Regions from separate parts of the Homo sapiens genome. Here region 2 is linked to region 1. The links are chromatin contacts, found by Hi-C or POLR2A ChIA-PET in ENCODE. All regions are on one chromosome and are shown on one strand. Each heading gives the region's core, a stretch centred on a gene start or an enhancer-like site at or near the end of the contact. The rest is flanking DNA. Distances are from core to core; before and after follow the strand shown. Region 1 overlaps GPSM2 (G protein signaling modulator 2). Region 2 overlaps HENMT1 (HEN methyltransferase 1).

Region 1 (3,411 bases), core at 565-3,064:
TTGTACTTTAGAATTACCTGGGGCTTTAAAAAAATACAGGTGGCCAGACATCACCCAGAGGGTGGAGTTCAGCGTTGGGAGTTTTAGAAAGTGCTCCAGGTGAGCTCTGCTGTTGTACAGCCAGCATTAAGAACAACTGCTCTATTGGAGTGGCTCAAAGCTCATTCTAGTAAGGAGTAACTTAATGCTGTTCCAAAAATTAAAACATTTGATGAGCTTAATCAGAGCTTCTCAAAGAGTGATATGTATGCCACTGGTGGTACATAAGGTAACTTTACTCACTTTTAGATTTTAATAATTTCATATTTGTTTAATGTGTATTAGAACGGGGTTCCCAACCCCTGGGCCACAGACCAGTACTGTTGTAGCCTGTTAGGAGGTAAGCTGCAGGTGGGCAGGACGAGTGAGCATTTTCACCTGAGCTCCGCCTCCTGTCAGATCAGCAGTACCATTAGATTCTCATAGGAGTGCAAACCCTATTGTGAACTGCACATTCGAGGGATCCAGATTGCACATTCCTTATGAGAGTTTAATGCCTGATGATCTGTCACTGTCTCCAGTCACACCCAGAGGAGACCATCTAGTTGCAGGAAAACAAGCTCAGGGCTCCCACTGATTGTACATTATGGTGAATGTATAGTAACAAGAGGAATAAAGTACACAATAAATGTAATGCACTTGAATCATCCCAAAACAATCCCCTGCCACCCGTCCATGGAAAAATTGTCTTCCACAAAACCGGCCCCTGGTGCCAAAAAGATTGGAGACCGTTGTATTAGAATATACATATAAGTATCGTATCAAATTCACAGTTTCATGAGTACTGCTTTGGATGAAGCTCCATTTTTTTAAAATGATAAGTTAAAGATAGTGTGCCAATTTAAAGGAAATTTGCCAAATTACAGAAATAATTAAACGAATAGGTAGTTCCTACATATGGCAGAAATCATGAAGATGCTGAAGAAACACAATGGCAACTTTGGTGAAGGGCACCCTCTAAAATTTAGGATTTGAATCCAAAGTATCAGTGTTTTTTTCTCCCAGATATGTTTACAGTGACTTAATCCTTCTTTTTCAATTCAGGGACAGACTTTCAAAATTAGTATTTCTGCAAATTTTTGAATCATTGTTTTCTAACTTAGTTTCTTGACACCTAGTTCTCTTGTGAAAATGTGTCTTACAGATCAAGAATATTTTGTTCCTCTATTTTTCTAGGGTATAAGTGGACATGTGGTGGTAAGAAGAGGAAGGAGAGTGAGTGTGTGTTGTGTGTGTATGAGAGAGAGAGCGAGGGATGGATGGCTGGATGGTCAGAGGGGCTGATGAACAGGTGACTAGATTACTTGGATACCTGGGTAGAGAACAATATTAATAATTGTAGGGCCTCACTTTCCTACATACTCATCTTCTCAGACTCTAAGGAAGTCCAGAGGTCTGTTACAACTCAGAATTGTTTGGGAAATACTGCTTTAGGCTCTTTCACTAGTAACGTGGATTGCTCTGGGCCAATTAAAATGAGCTCCACATAAAGATATTTAGCTATCCTGACCTCTCTGAGCAGGCTCAGAGAAATTCGAATAGGCAAATTACCTCTTGCTACAAATAACTGCTTACTGTTTTATCAGGAATGTATATAAACTTCAGTTATAGAGGCAGCTGCCCTGAACAAGAGTAGCCGCTTAAATTATATTACGGGAAGTTAAAAATACTGTGATGCAGCTGTAATGTTATGTTTAAATGTCTGTCCTGTATAATTTTGTAGAATGGAAGCTTCTTGCCTAGAGCTGGCCTTGGAAGGGGAACGTCTATGTAAATCAGGAGACTGCCGCGCTGGCGTGTCATTCTTTGAAGCTGCAGTTCAAGTTGGAACTGAAGACCTAAAAACACTTAGCGCTATTTACAGCCAGTTGGGCAATGCTTATTTCTATTTGCATGATTATGCCAAAGCATTAGAATATCACCATCATGATTTAACCCTTGCAAGGTAATTAATTTAAGCTTTTAAATATTCTTCCTTCTGAAATTAGCTATTACTTTAAAAAATATTTCTATTCAATTAACAAAAACTAACTTAATACATTTAATGAGTTCTACTTCAGTAACATCGCTTTTCAAAACTAACCTTTAGGCTGAACACAGTTTAATTGAATGAATAGTAGTGAATTGACCCTAGAGTTTAATTAAATGGATGAAAACTAATTACATTCAAATCCAGAAATGTAAGTTTTAAATATTTATTTAAAGTAGGTTTCAAAGCCAATGGGTTTTTCTTACCTTAAGCATGTCAGTTTGTCCTCTTGGAAAACTGTACTCTGGCTACTTTATATTTTAACACCATTTGTATTTTAATACCATTTGGTTTTTTGTTTTTTGTTTTTTGTTTTTTTCAGGACTATTGGAGACCAGCTGGGGGAAGCGAAAGCTAGTGGTAATCTGGGAAACACCTTAAAAGTTCTTGGGAATTTTGACGAAGCCATAGTTTGTTGTCAGCGACACCTAGATATTTCCAGAGAGCTTAATGACAAGGTAATACCGCAGCATTAGATGGTAGGCCTAATATTTTCATTCAAAGGGCTTTGCATTTTAATACTATTTAATTATTCTATAGTTTATTTTAAAATTAATACCAAAAAAGAAAACATTTATAGACTAATAGAAGTAAAAGAAAAAAAATTTAATGGAGAAAAAGAAGGAAATAGTAAGAGGTCTTTCATAAGTAATTATTTGATTGGTTCTGTATGGAGAGCCAATATAAAAATTTTTTTCCCTTGTCCGTAATACTAAGGATATTACAAATATATATGATAAACCTGACCTCTGTTTTCAAAATGTAAACTTTGCTGATGTCTTCATTTAGGTGGGAGAAGCAAGAGCACTTTACAATCTTGGGAATGTGTATCATGCCAAAGGGAAAAGTTTTGGTTGCCCTGGTCCCCAGGATGTAGGAGAATTTCCAGAAGAAGTGAGAGATGCTCTGCAGGCAGCCGTGGATTTTTATGAGTGAGTAGGGGCTGATATGGGCAGTCATGTAGGCCCATCTAAGCCGTGGATCTGCTGTACGTTCTTTATTCAGTAGTAAGTTTTTAAGTTTGGCAAAGATTTTAAAGTTATGAACTAGCAAAATCATCAATTCAGTTGCTTAAATGTTACAGTGTTATATTAGTAGTAATCTGCAGCTTTCATTTAAGTTGCAGACCAGTGCCACTTAGTGGCAAAAGCAAGAAATGTCAATGGTTGGTCTGTTATTTAGAGTAATTTAGTCTTTTACCAATAGAATTTCATAGAACTACTTAACTATAGGGGTTCCAAGATTAACTCTGTGCTTGACCCTGGGCAGAAACCTATCTGAATAGTTTAATAAAGTGTTCCCAGCTATTTCCTATAATTGCTCTTCATCATAGATGTCATCCT
Region 2 (3,444 bases), core at 483-2,982, 250 kb before region 1:
TGACACTGCTCAGTCCCTGACTTCCTGTCAACTGCTCGACACACAGTCTCCACAGGACCAGGCATAACGAGATAAAGATTTAATGTTCTTGGCACCCAAACTCTAGTTGAAGAAATTGCCTTTATTTGGAGTTCTCCCTTGATAACCGCTGGCAGAACTGAGGGCTGAGAACACTTGAAGGGAGCTGAACTGCTGGGCGTGCCGTGGGGCAGCAGGTTGGCAGTCACAGGAAAGGAGGGGAGGGGGTGGGGCAAGCGAGGGCAGCTGGGGAAGGTGAGCTGGGAGCTGCTGCCAGATGAGAAGGAGGGTAAGGTGGGATGTGTTTGAGGAGCCTCGGAGCAGCATAGAAGGGGCTGAGATTCACATCTCAGTTGTATGGAACTGAACTTGAAGGCAGGCAGTGCTGTGATAACGTAAGCTTTTAGGAAATCATAGAAGTCTCAGAGTTTTGGAGTTACCCAGACTATGGAAATAGGAGTTGGAGGCAAATTATATTCAGATCTCAAGGGCCAGGGAGGTTTCAATACCTGGTAGTGCAGATTTCGTATCTAGTCTGGGAGGTGGGCAGTGGCAGTGAGAACCTTCTCTCAAAGAAGACTGCAGATTAAACTCTGTCTCCTGCTCAGCGCACTTGTTTTCACATTGTCTGTGGTGGCTTTGACTCAAGCAGAGTTGAATAGTTGTGATAGAGACTGGATCACCTGCAAAGATTTACTGTCTAGCCCCAAAAGCACGTCTGGCAACCCCTGACCTCAAGTATTAATGAGCCTTTCAGTGTGCAAAGAAAGGCCTGTATCCAGGTTGGGGGAAAGACAAACTTCTCAAGAAGAACGTAGGTACAGAAGCCGCAGAGAGAGCGGGAAGGCCATGGGGAAGAGCAGCTCCAGCCCCCATGGCAGTCATGAGCACTTAAAATGTTTCCACATGGGGGCTCCAGTGATTAGGCTCGAACAAAGTTAACTGATTAACTTTCAAGAAAGATCAGAGAAACGGCTGGTCTTGGCTAGAAACCTTGGCTCTACCACAGAAGAGCAATGATGAGAAGGGAACTCTAGAGTGAAAACTGCAGAGGCCTAGAAAGGTGAGGACGGACAGAGGGCCTTTGAGAGCAGGAATAGGGTGGGGCTACAAATCTCTTGTTCATGTGCACCTTTGAGCATTCATGGGGGAAGTCTGATAGCAGTATTAGAAATTCAAGGAAAAAACAGCTGGTTTACCAATGTAATGTGATTAAAAGACGGTTCTCATCAGAATCCCTCAATTCTCTCCCCCCTCACCAAATCCCCTTCCCATCTGCTTAATTATTAACCCTTGGAAACTCAGCTTGAGAATTACTCCCCCCAGCCCTCTCCCAGGCACCAACTCTGCATCTCCATAGCCCCCATTCCAGACCGCTCAGGATGTCCTAGCTGTGGCACAGATGGTTATTTGCCAGTGTTCCTTCTCCCCTTGTTCCTTGGCAGACCAAGTGGACACATGACCTCCCAGAATAAAAACTGTATTTCGCAGCTGATACGGTTTGGATCTGTGTCCCCATTCAAATCTCATGTCAAACTGTAATCCCTGATATTGAAGGAGGGGCCTGCTGGGAAGTGATCATGGGGGTGGGTCCTTTGTGAATGGTTTCGCACCATCCCCTTAGTGCTGTTCTCGTGACAGAGTCCGCCCAAGACCTGCTTAAACGTGTTCAGCACCACCCCTCGCTCCGCCTTGCTCCTGTTCCCACCATGTGAGATGCCTCGCCCCGCCCCAACCCTTTGCCTTCTGCCATTACTGGAAGTTTCCTGAGGCCTCCCCAGAAGCAGAAGCTGCTATGCTTCCTGTACACTCTGTGGAACCATGAGCCAATAAACCTCTTTATTACCCAGTCTCTGCTATTTCTTTACAGCAATGCAAGAACAGACTAATATATCAGCTTCCCTTTGTGTGGCCTGAAGACCACATTCTGATCAACAGGAAGTAAGCAGTCGTGTTGCGTAACAACCCACAGCAAGCTTTACCAGACAGCTTGTGTGTGCCCTTTGTCCCTTCTCTTCTTTCTGCTGTTTCAGAATATGAAAGTAGTAGCCAGAGCTCAAATCTCTCTCTCTGTCCCTGGATGGCATACTAAGTAGCCACAACATGCAAGATGGACGTCTGGGTCCCAAAAGTGGCAGAGCTCCCATGCCTGGGGCTTACCTCTGGACTCCTGTGCCTAAGAAATGCCTCTCATTTAAACTACTGTTTTCCCCCATGAGGTGAAGCTATGTTTCTTTCTCCCATTAGTACTACCACCCCAATTCCAACCAGAGAAGTACTACCACCCCAATTCCATCCTCAGAAGAGGGTGCTCAAAAAACAATCCCAGCACTTTGGGAAGCTGAGGCAGGAGGACCACTTGAGCCCAGAAGTTCAAGACCAGTCTGGGCAACATAGTGAGACCCTATCTCTACAAATTTTTAATTAGCTGGGCATGGTGGTACATGCCAGTAGTTCAAGCTACTGGTGGGGAGGAGGTGAGGTGGGAGGATTATTTTAGCCCAGAGGCTGAGGCTACAATGAGCCATGATTGTGCCACTGCACTCCAGCCTGGGTAACAGAACAAGACCCTGTCTCAAAAAAACAACAACAACAACAACAAAACATGGACAGCAATTACATCATGAAGAGGCTTCTATGCCCTCCAACCACCTGCATTCCTGTTTTATTGATGTTCTAGGCTAAATATTACACAGGTTAGAATTTGGCATTAAGGAGATAGAGAATCCCAGAAAAATTTTAAAGCTACTCTTACCCCAAAGAAAAGGTTTTGAACACTATATTTGATAACTTTCTCTTAAATTTTTAATATCACAATTGATATGGTTTGTATTTCTGTCCTTGCCCAAATCTCATGTCAAATTGTAATCCCCAATATTGGAGGAGGGGGCTGGTGGGAGGTGATTGGGTTATGAGGGCGGATTTCCCCCTTGCTATTCTTGTTATTAAACCTGGTTGTTTAAAAGTGTGTAGACCTCCCCAAGCTCTCTTCCTCCGGCTCTAGCTATATAAGACGTGCCTGCTTCCCCTTCGCCTTCCACCAAGACTGTAAGTTTCCTGAGGCCTCCCCAGCTTCCTGCATGCTTCCTGTGCAGCCTGCAGAACTGTAAGTCAATTAAACCTCTTTTCTTTATAAATTACCCAGTCTCAGGTAGTTCTTCACAGCAATGTGAGAACAGACTAACAACAATCAACTCATGGCTTTAACACAAAAAAAATAGGTAAGTTCAAAATTAACATATTACCACATCCAACTTCTTTATTCTTGAGAAAACAAAAAAGTCCAAAATCAAAGGAAAGCACCCGTTTTAAACCCTCATATCTTTCTCAGGGCTCACTGCAGTCTGGCCATATCTCAAGCAGGTCTGTCCAATGGCTTGGAACATAGACTTTTGCAGTGAAACTTTAAAAACATTACTTGAATTA

Evidence for each region. Hi-C counts contacts between places; a loop is a spot of excess contacts on that map. ChIA-PET counts read pairs that join two places held with the same protein, here RNA polymerase II (POLR2A). Pooled maps may share reads with other maps.
Region 2: a loop to region 1 is called in a map of Caco-2, with 7 times the contacts of the local background. The contact joins two enhancer-like sites. A Hi-C loop is called at or near these places in 9 of 168 maps with a recorded cell type or tissue (A673, CD4-positive, alpha-beta memory T cell, CD8-positive, alpha-beta T cell and 6 more) and 19 of 50 pooled maps. POLR2A ChIA-PET finds 5 or more read pairs at or near these places in 1 of 52 experiments (T-cell).

Annotation. Positions count from the first base shown.
Region 1 is chr1:108,895,102-108,898,512 of GRCh38, forward strand. GPSM2 (G protein signaling modulator 2) reads left to right here. Exons shown (of 15, transcript NM_013296.5): 3 at 1,763-1,984; 4 at 2,391-2,526; 5 at 2,858-3,000. Among named protein-coding and RNA genes, the nearest start is that of GPSM2, 20 kb to the left of the region's middle. Within about 2 kb of position 1,815, at least 3 of the 41 ENCODE cell types and tissues checked have a DNase peak (open chromatin) inside an H3K27ac peak, as active enhancers do.
Region 2 is chr1:108,645,044-108,648,487 of GRCh38, forward strand. It overlaps HENMT1 (HEN methyltransferase 1), which reads right to left. Exons shown (of 8, transcript NM_001102592.2): 8 at 3,252-3,444. Among named protein-coding and RNA genes, the nearest start is that of HENMT1, 14 kb to the right of the region's middle. Within about 2 kb of position 1,733, at least 27 of the 41 ENCODE cell types and tissues checked have a DNase peak (open chromatin) inside an H3K27ac peak, as active enhancers do.